Linked DNA regions of Homo sapiens: region 1 is linked to region 2. Evidence: chromatin contacts called from ENCODE Hi-C or POLR2A ChIA-PET data. All regions are on one chromosome and are shown on one strand. Each heading gives the region's core, a stretch centred on a gene start or an enhancer-like site at or near the end of the contact. The rest is flanking DNA. Distances are from core to core; before and after follow the strand shown.

Region 1 (2,700 bases), core at 199-2,698, 39 kb after region 2:
AATGATGACCTAAAAACCAAATAATCAGAAAAAAAATCAAATATTTGTAATGTCTTATGTATGGGTTCTGGGAAACATATAAAGAAGGCATCACCACTTTTCTCTCCAGAGCCTCCTGTTCTTTTTAGAAAAAAGGTCGTGTGTAAAGAAGCAAATAGCACATACACGGCATGATAGGAAACTGGAGTTAGCCGTGAAGAGCTTTGGAAGAGGTGTGCAGGGGTGTGGGCTAGAGTTGGACCAAGGATAGAAGGCACACCCCTTAGTAGCAGAGCAGGTAGTTGTCATTTTATTTGAGAAGTGGCAGGATTTAGGGAGGTGGGAAGGGAAGAATGTTTTCTGGAGATGAAAGGTAAGAGCAAAGATGTAGGGGGAATTGGGGACACAGAGCAGGGAGGGGCCGGCCTCCTAGTTGTGCCCTGGAAAGAAGTCAGGTCTATGTTAGAAGTGGAACCAATTGGCCAGGTGCGGTGGCTCACGCCTGTAATCCCAGCACTTTGGGAGGCTGAGGCGGGTGGATCACCTGAGGTCAGGAGTTCGAGACCATCCTGGCTAACACAGTGAAACCCCATCTCTACTAAAAATACAAAAAAAAAATTAGCCGGGCATGGTGGCACACGCCTGTAGTCTCAGCTACTCAGGAGGCTGAGGCAGGAGAATTGCTTGAACCTGGGAGGCGGAGGTTGCAGTGAGCTGAGATCACGCCACTGCACTCCAGCCTGGGTGACAGAGGGAGACTCCTTCTCAAAGGAAAAAAAAAAAAAAAAGAAGTGGAACCAATTATTACTTTACCAGGCTCTATAATTTTAAATACTGTAAATCTACTACTGTCATGCTTACAGTGTTAGAGGAAGGGAAACTGTCATCATAGGTAATGGAGCCTGGGCTGGGGAAGTGATTCCCGCATCGATCAATGCTCACTGTAAAGAACGAGTATGACCCACAGGGACGCAGAGGTCATTCCATGGCTTCAAGCTCATGGGCCAGGACAGTGCCACAGAAACTTCAACTAGATGCAAAGAGGCCTTAGCTCTGGGGAACCTGCAGCCCCCGCAGGCAGTAACAACACTGGGTGTCTGGGATGGCCTGGGCTAAGGTGAGATCGGCATGGGGAGATCAGCATTGTGATGACCAGTGCCTCTGGTATTTGCACCCTCCTTGGCTAGGACACTCGCCCAGGCATTTGGGCTGAGTAGTGGAATGAGATTACCGAAAACTTTGGGTGATTCCCACATTCATAGATTGTGGACAGAAATCCACTCTAGCAGTACTCACCTCATAATGCTGGAAATTTCCCAAAAAGGAATGAAATCATTAGAGTAAAAGCAATAGAGTATATTTTAAACTGCTACAGATGGTCACACTGATTGGTCCCTTCATGAGATGCCAGGACAGGAGAGGCTGGTTAGTCCCTGATTTGCTCATAAGTCTGCATGCAGCTGAGTCCGAACTGTCAGTCCCTTTGTTTTCCAGTCTACACAAACCTTGTTGTCACAAGTTTGCCCTTGCCCCAATGTGGATAGCTGCCAGGCCCTCTTTCTGAGCCTCCTCGTCACCTTGCCTCAAGCCCTCACATGTCCCCAGCAGGGTCAGTGTGGGGTCATTGCAGGCTCAGCCATCTGCCTGTTCTTCTTACTCCTCTTGACACCCATAGGACATGATTTGATTTCTATTAAATCCAGAAACTCAGGGAGCTGGAGTGTGTGTTATGTAACTCTCAGCATTTTTCGTGAAGAATTACATACTTTCTGTAAGTGCAGCTGAGGTCATCCCATAACCTCATGCATGATTGTGAAACAGACCTGATTTGGCTCAGTGCTAATATGGCCTTTGGGATCTTTGTTCATGAAAGCATTTCCTCAGTGCAGCAATGCAACCTGCTGCAAAGGGAGAACCCGCTCCTGCCAGAGGTATGGCTCAGGCTGCCAGACACAAGGAGATTCCCCATGTGTCCTGGCTGTGATTTCAGCAGACAGTTACCACAGTGCAGTATGGCATGGTAGTCGCAGTACAACATCACCAGGATGATCAAGAGCAAATACCATGACAAGAGGAAGACTGACTACAGGTGCCCTGTCAGCAGAAGACAGACTGGACAGAAAAGTATCTGCGGGAAGAAACAACACACTATCGGGATCAGGAAAGCATGAAATGTCAGTGACTCAAAACCAATGGCTTTTACACTCAGGCAGCCTGGGCATCGTAGCAAAGCTGCACACCTCCAAGGGGGCCCCGTAAGCAAACCAGATCCTTACGTCCACATGCTGCTATCCTAGTGAGCACCTGCCACATCCACCAAAAGGCAGGACACCTGCAGTTCTGTTTTTAAAAATTCTAGGTTTTGTCCCTGACACACAAATCATGGGTCTTAACCAAGGATGACTCAGCACAGCGCTGAGGACCAGGGTAATCACAAGAACTCAGGGAGGTGCAGGTCAGTAGGCCCGTAGGCTGAGGACACAGCAGGAGAGGGTGTGTTGTATATCACCTTGGCTAGCCACAGCGTCCAGGTTTTTTTTGCTAAACACCCATCTAGATGGCATTTTGTAAAGATAAGATTAACGTTTAAACCAGTAGATTTTGAGTAAAGTAGAAGACCTTGCACAATGTGAGTGGGTTTCATCCAGTCAGTTCAAGGCCTTCGAGAAAAAACTGAGGTTCCCAGAAAAGAAGGAATTCTGCCTCCAGACAGCCTTCACA
Region 2 (2,700 bases), core at 192-2,691:
CAGAATCCCATAGCCCCTTGCAGGGCTCAGAAGTTGGCCTTTTGGGAGTGAGTGCTTTCCCGCACCCCTCCCCTGGCCCAGGACCCCTCACTCCTTCTGGCAGCTTCCTGCCCCTTGAATGTCATTTACAACCTTGCCCACTTACCTTAACATTTTAACCTTTTCCCCCTTATCAGTGACATTGTCATTGGTGGTCAGAGAATTAACTGTGTGTAACTGTATATTTGAGGCAAGGCAAGGGGACAGATATTTTCCTTACGTTATTAGTTGTGCAACAGAAGCCAATTAAGAGATTGGAGAGATGAATAACACTAGTGATGGGTTGCAACTTGGGTGTGGAGCTGGGCACACCCACGTACGTCATTGTGACTCAGAAGTCCCTGTCACCGCCCTGAGCCAAGTACTAAAGTAAGGCCCAAATACCACACTTACTTCATAAAGAAACCAAAGTCTGACTGCCTCCATTTCTCATGAGTGAAAAACTGTTTCTATTATAGGAAACTTAGGTCTTCAGTGTGTTTGATGGTAGCATGCTATTAGATTGTGTATTCTCAAGTCTGATTTTCCCCATTACTGTGCTTTCTCCTTTTCACTTCTGCTTTGTCACTTGGAATGTTTCTAGAAGTAGAAGTCACTGCCCCTGCCTACATCAGACTGCAATTCCGGGACATCCAGGCAACAGCAAGGGATAATTAGGAATAAATTTGGCTGGAAGAAAGGGAAAATGCAGCTTAGGCAGCCTAAACCAACAGGCTTATTTTTCTCACTCAGTAAGAGAGCTGAGGTCGCCTGACTCAGCTCAGGTTCTCAGTGAGCCATCAGCCACCAGGTGCCACCTTTCAGTGAGTGGGCTTCTATCCCTTCCAGGTGTCTCTTCATGCTCCATGGGAATTAGATGGGACATGCTTTGACTCTCTCTTCCAGAAGCTTTCTCTTCTTTTTGAAGGGGCTTCTGTTTGCGCTGGGTGGTCAATGACTCAGCCTAGTCTTGATTTATCCCCCAGGATGGGGACAGACAGCAGGGGAGAGATCTCAGGTTGAGATGAGTGTACAGTAAGGGCTGGGAGTATCAGAAGGGGAAACGCTCTCCCAGATAGTGACAAAGCTAAGCGACCATGTGAAGGGAGAGGACAAACATCCCATGGAAAGAAGGGTAGCTGCCAGGCCTGCGGGAAGGAAGGAGCATGATGCTGGGGCATGGGAGCAAGTGGACAGGGAGGGCTCTGCAGGTCCCCTGGAACCTAAAGCCAGGGGTTATGGAAGGCAGATCCAGATTCAGGTGTTCAGAGGATGAGGCAGGGGTGGGTAGTTTAAGGAGCTGGAGAAGAGGTATCTCCTTGGGGAGTGGAAGATGTTAGAGAGATACAGGGTTGCAGGACAACAGGGAGGTGGAAAGAGAGTGGGGGATGGACTGTGGCATCTGGGCCCCACCAGGAAGGAAGTGGCCCCATTGGTGACTCATACAGGGAGGGGTGGGGCCAGTGGGTGCCTGGGAGCTCTGGTACTTGGGCAGGTCTGGCTTCCTGCTGCCACATCTGTTGGGAGGTGAAGCCTGCAGGCCAAATAATGACCTTCATTTTCAAAGCCTTTTTGAATAAATAAACTTTTTTGAGGTTTAACTTACATATATTAAAATTCACTTGTTTTAAGTGTTTAGTGCAGTAGGTTTTGCCAAATGTGTGCAGTCACTACACTCGATACAAAACATTCTATCACTCAATTCAAAAACCTTTTAGTATACCTCCAGGTCTTGGCGCAAAGAGGGCTTGCTGTTGTTGGGTGTGGGGGCTCACCCAGTCCTGGAGACAGAATGGGCTCTTTGTCTGAAGGTGGGGCAGGGTGCTCCCCCAGTGGTGTGGGAACTGAGCCAACTGGAGAGTGAAGTGGGATGCATGGTGTAAGATGAATAAGGGAAAGGCTGCAGAAGTTGCATTCCCAGCATTTTCCTTCCCGGGGATTCCCAGCAGCTCAGCAGTACCGGTATGAACCAGTTTTTTTCTGACTGCCTCCAGCATGAGCTGAATTTCCGTCTGTGCAGTTATCCTCAGCCAATTGAAAATCACCTGGAGTTGTATTCCAAGCACAAAAGAAGGTCAGAGAGTGGAGGCCCGATGATCATGATCGCCCTGTCTCCAGGGCCTAGGCTGGAAGGAGTCCTGCAGCCTTTGTGGCTCAGGACCAGAGAGCTGACCTTGACCCTGACCTTGTGATCCCAGGCATCAGTGGCTGGAAATTCCTTTCATTTTATTGTTGAGCCCAGAAGCGCCCAGCTCTCTTTGGCAAGGTTAAGCTAGGGTAAGAGGCACTGTTACTAGAGTGACCAGAGTTCTTTAAGCGTCGCTCTGCTATTACTCAGTTAACCTTATTAATACCCTGCCTGGTGACTGCTGTGTGTAAATTCTGCCTGAGCCCACATCTCTCCAGTGGGAATATGATTGACATTCCAGGTGCTCTAAGTAAGTTGGAAAAGCCCACAGAGAGCCTCAGTAAAAGTTAGCTATACCTATCCCTGCTGCTATTGGTGGGTTTTTTTTGTTTTGTTTTGTTTTACTATTTTAATTGTTATTCAAAGCTAATTTTATTGAAAAGAAGTAAACTTGTGATTTTGCTATGACTTTTGGCTCTGGATCCAAAAGTGAATATTGTCCCCTAGGATAAAGGAGGCTGTCTGTACAGCTGGAGAGACTCTTGATCTAAGGT

Evidence for each region. Hi-C counts contacts between places; a loop is a spot of excess contacts on that map. ChIA-PET counts read pairs that join two places held with the same protein, here RNA polymerase II (POLR2A). Pooled maps may share reads with other maps.
Region 1: a map of naive thymus-derived CD4-positive, alpha-beta T cell shows a loop between it and region 2 (2.2-fold over the local background). The contact joins two enhancer-like sites. A Hi-C loop is called at or near these places in 6 of 168 maps with a recorded cell type or tissue (CD4-positive, alpha-beta memory T cell, CD8-positive, alpha-beta T cell, cardiac septum and 3 more), 1 of 37 single-sample maps with no recorded cell type and 6 of 50 pooled maps. POLR2A ChIA-PET finds 5 or more read pairs at or near these places in 9 of 52 experiments (H1, HepG2, MCF 10A and 6 more).

The regions. Positions count from the first base shown.
Region 1 is chr7:44,677,128-44,679,827 of GRCh38, forward strand. The region is part of intron 9 of OGDH (oxoglutarate dehydrogenase); the gene reads left to right. Among named protein-coding and RNA genes, the nearest start is that of ZMIZ2, 70 kb to the right of the region's middle. RefSeq lists a silencer at 1,019-1,232. Within about 2 kb of position 1,449, at least 12 of the 41 ENCODE cell types and tissues checked have a DNase peak (open chromatin) inside an H3K27ac peak, as active enhancers do; they include gastrocnemius medialis, where a contact is called at or near this core.
Region 2 is chr7:44,637,915-44,640,614 of GRCh38, forward strand. All of the region lies in intron 2 of OGDH (oxoglutarate dehydrogenase), which reads left to right. Among named protein-coding and RNA genes, the nearest start is that of OGDH, 33 kb to the left of the region's middle. RefSeq lists enhancers at 112-622, 468-587, 476-1,003, 1,068-1,217, 1,532-2,059. Within about 2 kb of position 1,442, at least 40 of the 41 ENCODE cell types and tissues checked have a DNase peak (open chromatin) inside an H3K27ac peak, as active enhancers do; they include gastrocnemius medialis, where a contact is called at or near this core.